3 separate regions of the Homo sapiens genome follow, and all the other regions are linked to region 2. The links are chromatin contacts, found by Hi-C or POLR2A ChIA-PET in ENCODE. All regions are on one chromosome and are shown on one strand. The core of a region is the stretch at or near the end of the contact, and the rest is flanking DNA. Distances in the headings are between cores, read along the strand shown.

What was found. Hi-C counts contacts between places; a loop is a spot of excess contacts on that map. ChIA-PET counts read pairs that join two places held with the same protein, here RNA polymerase II (POLR2A). Pooled maps may share reads with other maps.
Region 1: a loop to region 2 is called in a map of CD8-positive, alpha-beta T cell, with 17 times the contacts of the local background. The contact joins the promoter of NME7 here to the promoter of VAMP4 in region 2. A Hi-C loop is called at or near these places in 2 of 168 maps with a recorded cell type or tissue (CD4-positive, alpha-beta T cell and CD8-positive, alpha-beta T cell) and 8 of 50 pooled maps. POLR2A ChIA-PET finds 5 or more read pairs at or near these places in 1 of 52 experiments (A673).
Region 3: a loop to region 2 is called in a map of CD4-positive, alpha-beta memory T cell, with 23 times the contacts of the local background. The contact joins the promoter of RABGAP1L here to the promoter of VAMP4 in region 2. A Hi-C loop is called at or near these places in 2 of 168 maps with a recorded cell type or tissue (CD4-positive, alpha-beta memory T cell and naive thymus-derived CD4-positive, alpha-beta T cell) and 10 of 50 pooled maps. POLR2A ChIA-PET finds 5 or more read pairs at or near these places in 1 of 52 experiments (BJ).

The regions. Positions count from the first base shown.
Region 1 is chr1:169,366,435-169,369,134 of GRCh38, reverse strand. NME7 (NME/NM23 family member 7) reads left to right here and starts at 1,338. Exons shown (of 12, transcript NM_013330.5): 1 at 1,338-1,427. The coding sequence starts at 1,425. BLZF1 (basic leucine zipper nuclear factor 1) reads right to left here and starts at 940. Exons shown (of 7, transcript NM_001320973.2): 1 at 793-940. RefSeq lists enhancers at 361-860, 1,119-1,198, 861-1,362, 302-1,501.
Region 2 is chr1:171,740,716-171,743,415 of GRCh38, reverse strand. It overlaps VAMP4 (vesicle associated membrane protein 4), which reads left to right and starts at 1,351. Exons shown (of 8, transcript NM_003762.5): 1 at 1,351-1,506.
Region 3 is chr1:174,158,145-174,160,844 of GRCh38, reverse strand. RABGAP1L (RAB GTPase activating protein 1 like) reads right to left here and starts at 1,325. Exons shown (of 26, transcript NM_001366446.1): 1 at 1,188-1,325. It overlaps RABGAP1L-DT (RABGAP1L divergent transcript), which reads left to right and starts at 1,558. Exons shown (of 4, transcript NR_121197.1): 1 at 1,558-1,681; 2 at 1,855-1,958. RefSeq lists silencers at 920-1,099, 1,220-1,619.

The sequences.
Region 1 (2,700 bases), core at 89-2,588, 2.4 Mb after region 2:
AGTAATTACTTTCTTAGGAGACATACCGACACAATTTGTATACACACACACACATATCAAAAAGGAGCTTCTGTTTAGATGTTTAACAAACGACAAAAAATATTACTCAAGATAACATAATTTATACTTTTTTGGTAATAAAAAGTTAAAATTAAAATAGTGTAGCTCCAAAAGTAAAAAGAGAAACATATCGAGCCCATGCTTTCAGAAATGTATACATTGTCTTACAGTACAGACTCAGATTTACCAGAGAACATATAAGAAGGTGATGCTACTGCAATGATATAAATATGACAAACTGTACACTAGATGACAACTGGTTTCACTACAAAAAAAGATCGTTCTCAGTACTAGATACAACTCAGTTCAATTAGTGAACCCGACGACTAACTTTCTTAACAGTCACAAACTTTTCTACACTTACACTCTACTGCTCCGAAAAGAGGTATCCAAAAAACCCTTCGTAAGAGTAACGATCCCTGAAACTGCCCTTGATAGCTGCTCTGCGAAACGTACAGGCACAGCGAGTGCCTGCTGGCAAATGCCAAATGAAGCGGAGGGGGTGAAGAAGTAAGTAGGGGGAGTGAGCAGGTATGAAAGCGATAGGCCGGGAAGCGACAAGCCTGTCAACTTTGCTGTCCGGGGAAGTCGAAACCTAAGTTTCATCCCTGTCTGAAAAAGTCTTCCCGGAACAATCTTTCCCTAAATCCAAAGCTACTGGCCACCGAGCTCCAGCCAGACCTCCGTCCCTTTCCAACATCCTTAGTTATACCTGCTTGTCCTCGGATTTACCTCTAAGATTCTTATTCTCCGTATTTCAGGGGGCTTCACTTGATAGGCTCTTCGGATCGGTATCACCAGGTTAACTTCTCACAGACCTCTTCCATTCGGAAGCCGACCCGCCCAGTCCCTCCGCATATCCAGCAGCTCTCTCACTCCTAACCACTTCCGATTACTCAGGGTTTCGCTTCCGGAATACGTTTCCAAAAGAGCAGGGTAAACAAATTCTGCAGTGCGTATAAACTCAAGTAACACAGAACACACACTGTAAGGCCTCCGTAAGTGAAAAGCGGACAGATTTCTACTTTAAAATAAAATACCGTACAGCAACTTTTGGAGCCCAAGCCGCATATTCACTTAAACTTCCGGGCCAGCTGTTAAACAAACGGAAGTAAAACTGCCGGAAACAGAATAATGGCGTCTCGTAGCCCCAGGCGACAGCGTGGAGGGGCGGGTCTGTCGATTGGATGAACGCAGCTGAGATTACTCCCAGCCACTAAGGACGAAGAGGTGGGGCGGTGGCGTCCCACGCCTCGTGCGACAGTGGGCGGGGCTTTGTTGCCTGAGTAACCGTATGATGGTGGTGGTGGTGGTGTCTTCCTGTCTCAACGATACCTATTTTCTAGTGCTGAGATCCTGAGACAATGGTGAGTGCCAGGGGATGCCAGAAGAACGGCTCTGGGGTCCTACTTACTTAGCTTTCCAAGTCTTCGGGCGGATGGGCACTTAAAGTTGTCCGGTCCTCCCGACCTTCTCCCCGTTATCTCTTTCCCCCTTCCCACGGGCTGTTCCTGCAGTCTCCTCGCTCTCCGTATTTCTTACAGCACCCTGAATTCCACTAATGTTACTAAGTCTCTAGAGTAATGAAACAGAAAATTTAGGGTAAGGCATCGAGTCTAATAACCTGTTTTGAACAAACATTATGTGTTTGCATTGTTCATCATGGCATTTTTCATGTTCACAGATTCACATTAACGCGCTTTATTAAGAGTATGGGGTGGTGTGTATGTGACTGTCTCAACACTGATCTGAATCTCCCTAGATCTTGGAGTCTTTTTGCTTTTCTGAGTGGCAGAGCACTGCCCCACGCCCCCACGAGGGCCATTAACAGGTGTATGTTGGATCAGCGCTCTTCTATCCAGTTGGTTACCTTCTAGGTCTGTGCTTGCTTTTCTTTTCTCTTTTCTTTTCTTTCTTCTTCTTTTTTTTTTAAACAGAAATTTCTCCTGGGATTGCTTGGAGAGCTTCTGGAATTCACTGTTTGGGCTTCACCCCTGGAAATTCTGAATGAAAGGAATGGAGCTCGGTATTTGCATTTTAAATAAGCCTATAGGTTATTTTAATTCACCCCTATGTTTGAGAGGGTTCTAGTTAATTCACTTAACTACCATATCTTTTAAGCACTTATGGATAACGGACTGGAGGATAGAAAGATCTTTAGATAGTTATAGCTATGAATTTAGAAACAGAGCCCTCACCCACCACCCCTTGTTTCTTCATACTACTCAGCAATCCTTTTGGTTACCCCAGTTTTCCCCTGACCCATTCTCTGTGAAGACATTTTCAAACCTTCCCTTTACAAACCCTGTCTTTTGCCCTCTTCATTTCTCCTTTCTAAACATGATGGAGTATAACAGGCCATTTCTTCAACCTCATGCCCCCAACCTACACATTGCTCTATATTTTTGCCGAGCCTTTAGTCTTGTATTTCTAGTGTAGAGAAAGGGATATTAAAGGATAATCCATCCATCTTTGCTCTTGATCTCATTTGCTTCCATCTGTTACATTTCGCTTCCAGTTGTTTTTTTCTTTCCTGTGCGTTCAGCCTTTTCCTCTCCAGTTTCTTCTCTTCAGTGCTCAAGTCACACATCTTATGAAAATTAAATAAAGCAAAACCATGTCCTCCATCCTGTGTTTATC
Region 2 (2,700 bases), core at 102-2,601:
GGGCCGTTTCAGTCCAAGTTGCTGACTTGGACAGCAACTTGGACTGAATAAACACAGGCAACTGAGTTTAGCATTAAGCTTTCAGAACCTTCAACTGACAACTCAACGGCTGTTTCTAAATCTCAGAACATTTAAATCAGAATCTAGGTAGCACGTGGGCACCTACGTAGTTTTAAAAGCTTTCCAAGTGATTCAACTCCAAGTGAATCAGAGTGGAGCATCGTTGCCTTAGTCATGGCATCTTTCAAATTCGTTAGTACATTTTTACATAAAAATAAACATCAAACAAAAGAAGAACAACTTTTTGGTAAGAGGGTGTCTATTCTTTCCTTTCCTTTAGTGTCCGCAGATCTTTCCTCCTGCTGTTTTCTTGTCTACTCTTGTTCTTGAACACCCCCTCTTATTTTTATGTCTTTAGAAAGTGCCTGGCACAGTATTTCAGACAGTTAAAATACTGTATCAACAAAGGACCCATAGATACTGTATTAATTTTAAAAGATGTGTAGTGAATATGATTCAATGAGTAAAATAATCCAGCTGGGGCGTGGGAGGAACGGATAATAAAACAAATAAGAGAACGGAAAAACAAAATTAGGAATTGTTTCTGGTAGACAGCTACTGCGGGCGTGGAGATCTAAACATGATACCAAATTGGGCGGAGGGGGAGGGAGTGAGGAAGGAATGGGCAGAGTGGCGGAATGGCCTGGCGAGGGCGATTTCCTGAAGGCTTTCAGGTTACAACTAAGGGATACCGGGAAAAGAACACCGAGCCCTCGTCCCGTATCTATCTAAACTAGCCGTGTTAACTTTAAGTCAATCTCCTCTCTGAACCAGATATTCCTCCTATCTAAAGGGAGGAGCCTGGCCTTAACATCTCTTTCCAAGTCTAGCTCTAATTCTGTAAACAGGGGATCAAACAGATCTCCTTTCTTCAGAAAAGGCCCCAGACGAACCCGAAGCAGGTCCTCGAGCTGCGAGCCACTCTCCACTTGCCACTCAACGTAGTCAGCCAGAGGGACGGATGTGCCACCAAGCACCACCTTCTTTCTAACGCCTCATCACCCCAGCCACGCACTCCGGCGCGGCGCCCAGTCCCGAGCGGTTCTCGGAAGTTTCCCACTCCTCCCCTAATCGCCCTCCACGCACGCCGGATCACGACCGGAACGTGGACAACCAGTGGTTGTTCCTCCCCTAAAGCACAGCATAAATTTGGAGAGATGCATCTAAACTGCGTGTGGGTTCGGGCTCTTTTAGGTGAATAGGGCTCGGCGGATCGACTTCCTCGATTATCTCCGTGCCCTGGACCCGCCCCCTCCGCCTGGCGCCAGGCCGCCGAGCGCCGATCGGCTCGATGAGCGGAGGCGCTGCTGCGGCGCTGCGGCCGACGCCGGGTCCGCACCAACTGTCTCCCCCTCCCAGCTTCTTACCTCGGCTTCCTACTCCTTCCCCCGCCCGCCCAGCACCGCCAGCCCGGGAGAGCTGCCGGGAGTTCCCCGGGAGCCTCAGGTACTGGCGCTGGCCTGTTCGCAGCGGGAGGGGCTGGTGTGAGGAGGAAGGAAACGAAGAAGACGCCCCTGCCTTGCCGCCCCCCGACGTCCTAGTCGGGCTGGTCGGCGGGCCTCGGGGATCTAGGAAGGGACCCCGGAGTGGGAAAAGGTTGGGGCCGGGGGTGCCGTGAGGAAGGAAGACGAGGACAGGGGTATGCGGACGAGGAGCAGTTGAGGGAGAGAAGAATTGGAATTGAGGGGTACTCTGGGGTGATGGGAAGAGAACAGTACCATGGATGGGGAAGGTTTGTTAAGAGTGGGATGTAGTGAGGAATTCCAGGGGGTACAATGGGGCAGGAAGGGCCAGCGTTAGGAGCAGATATATCGTGGGACGTGGCCTGGTGTGACAGATTGGGTGTGGGGGGTGAACGGAGCTGCCTGAAATTGTGTATTTAAAGGGCCCGGGGGAAAGAGCGCCAACCCTGCTGTGTTTATAATGACCGGAAGGTGGGGGTGAATCGTTACACTTGACAGGTTTTGCAAATAATATCTCCGGTCTGTGTCCATCCAAGTCACTTTATTTCTGTGAAACTGCATCAAGCAAGAAGGCTGATGACAGACAAGGAAGACGAATCAGAAAGAGAATGGAGGCTGGGAAAAGGAGAGCCTTTGCCCAGATTCAAAGCTATTGACTAGATAACGTACTACTTACAAAAACGCACACATAGACATTTAAGTATATGCTGATGTATAAGAAGCATACGGTGATGTGACTCATTTGAGTGAATTGTATAGTGGTGGTCTATCCTCAATGTGGAAGTACATGATGGCTCTCTTATTTACATGTATACCTAGTCACAAACAGCTGAATTCACATGTCTTTTTTTGTAGGAGAAATCTTAGGCAGACTATATCCTAGTCTACTTTCTGAGCATGATTTATTTCTACTAGTTGTTTGATACACATATCAGTTACTAATAATCAGTTGCAAATAACATCAAAGTTCATCAAGGTAGCTAATTAATCTGCCTACTGCTTTGCTGATGGGCTATTTGTTGCACATGGTTTCTTGGGATTAAGAGACCTGAATATGGTGTTTGCTCATCCTTAAGATTGTAGTTTTACTGTATGTCTTATAAAGGCATTATATAAGTCTGCCCGTTGTTTGCTTTGGGATGTTGAGGCAGCCTCATTGCAGGGGTTAAAATCTAAA
Region 3 (2,700 bases), core at 76-2,575, 2.4 Mb before region 2:
TCTTCTGACATCATAACTAATGGATATTCTACGGAAGATGCCAAATATAAACACTACTGTAAGAAAAGTCAGAAGGTTTTCATGAAACTGTGTTTTCAGAATTTTAACAAGCAACTACTTACCTCCCACTATGCACGAGGAAATTTAAATGTATTAAAAATCCCTAAACCCCTCCAGTGCCAAAAATAAAGGCCTTAAAATCATTTTCCAAACTGCGCTGAAATCTGTCAGGCAAGCAAAAGTTCTCCTTACCATTAGTGTAATAAGGCTGGCATTTCAGTTTACTTGCATGAAACCAATTTTGCAAGTGACCACCCAAGTTTTGGTACATATTCTAATATAACCCTATCTGAGAGATCCAAGGACCTGGACACACTGCCTAGTATCTGAAACCCGTCAGTTCAGCTCCCATGCACCCGGCCACCTCCCGCTAGCCGGTGGCCCCTTTCCACATGCTGACGCACTGCCCAGCCCTGTACCGTTGGCGACCAGTGCAAAGTACTAGCCCAGTCTCAGAAACTTTGACTCAGTTATCAGGACACTGAGCACTCACAAGGTGGGTGGGGGTTGGGGGGAGGTGTTTGTCATGGCTCAGGAGGTCAACTTTGAAGCGGGGCATTCCCTACAGGTAGGGATCTGCCCGGAACGCATCCCATCCCAAACTGCAAAACCACAAGCATCAACAGCAGGAGCCGAGCAAAGTGCTCGGCGGAGGAAGAGGAAGGGCGAGGGAGAGAAATGGTCGAGTACAGAAGCCTGCGTGTGGGTAAGAAAATACCCTAACCACTCGCCCACCGGACGCAGGGCGGCTGGGACTGCGAATCCAGCAGCAGCCACAGCGTAGCAGCGGGCGGCAGCCGCCGAGGCAGCAATGTCAGGAGGGCACAGCTGGAGGAGGCGGCCGCCAAAGCCACTACCCCACCCCCAGGTAAGGGCGCCGACCCCGCCCGCCCTATCCGCGAGGAGCGGCCACCTGGGAGAACTGCGGTGTCCGGGAGGCGGCCGACAGTCCTGAACCCGCCCCCTACCCTCCTTACCGCGGTCCTCCCGCATCCCAGTCCTCGGCTGGGGCCCCATCTCGACCCTCCCCAGGCTCAGCCCGACGCCAACACACCCAGGCAGCCTCGGCCCGCGGATCCGGGCCGCCGGGCCGCCCTCGTGTCCCTAGGAGGCCGTCCTCGCCTCACCTCTTCACGTCTCCGCGGGCGCTGCCGAGACAACAACTCCTTCAGGCGCCCGCGTTCCACCCTCCACCTCGCGCTCTGAAGCCGGGCCGGTCCCGTTCGCTCCGCCACCGCTGGAGCCCGAGGAGGGCGGAGGGAACTGAGAGGGGAGGGGAGAAGGGCCGCCTGGCAGGAAGAGGCGAGGGAGGGGGCGGGCCGAGAAGGAGGGGAGGAGGCGGTGGCGGCGGGTCGGAAGCGCGCTCGTCCAGGCCCCTCTGCGCGGCGTGCGCGCTCCTGATGTCGGAGGCGCCCACTCTGCCGGGCGGCGGCGGCGCACACGCGCGTGCACGTCGCTGCGTGGCCGCGGTTGCGCCGGGAGCGGAGGAGTGAGGTCCTGACAGAACCAGAGCTGTTAGAGCAGGGACGCGCGAAAGGCGGGAGTACGGGCGGCGCTGGAGAACCTCCGCGGCGGAGGGGCCTGGGGGTGGGACCGCGCCCGCGAGCCCGCCCTGACCGGGGTGCGTTCTACTGGCAGTTGCTGAGTTCGGAAGATTAACTCTGAATGTGGAGAGATTATTTTCTTGCTCGTAAACCTGGTTTACATATTTTCATTCTTAATGCTCAGTAATCTTAAGGAAAGTCACCTGAAAGAATACTTTTTCACCAAGTACTCTTCTGCGCCTGTTTGAAGGTGTCTGTGTGCTTGTGAAGCGCTCCCTTGTTAGTTCCTTCTGTGAGACTCGGGGGAGACTGAAGAGGGAAATCACCTGCGGGGAATGAACAGGAAAGCAATAAGTAAGCACCATTACGTATTATATGAAGAAAATGTGCCCTCATTTGCACCTTTTTATCCTTTGGGGTAAAAGATGTTGAGGTACAAACTAGGTAGAGGTAGAATAAACCAACGCTTTTTCGCTACGAAGATTGTACTGATCCTTGAATTGTGGACATCCTTCTTCTAGATCCTGCAACCAGAAATGACCTGTAAATTTTCCGAATCTCCTTAGCACTTTGTTCTGTAGTTTTGTGGCACCTAACATGTCAGGCTTATCCAGGTTGCCCTGTGCAGCATTTTATCCCACTAGACAACCGCTGTGAACCTGTATCATTCATTTGTATCTTACACTGTGCACCCTGCCTAACTCATAGGAAGCACTCAATGAATGTGATTGCATGGATAAGTGAATATAGTGTCCAGTGATTGCAGCCATAGAATGACTTTAGTTTAAATATCTCCCTTCTATCCCACTTCAATTCCCCTGCCCTCATTTTCCCACCCATATTTAAAAGCTACTCTGAGAAACGTGACATTTGTCCAAAGGGCCCTCCCTGACAAATTCCTTCCCCCCACACCCCCGCTTTTCCTGATGTTAATGTCTATAGATGCTGAGACATATCAAGAGTGTTGTAACTATTTTTTTGTTTCCCCTACCTTCTGGGCTGCTTCCCTTATTAACTTCTGTATCTCAGGAGCCTACCTAGCCCTGGGCCTGACAATAAATGCTGAAAGTTTTTATTATATTTAATAAAGTTAGGG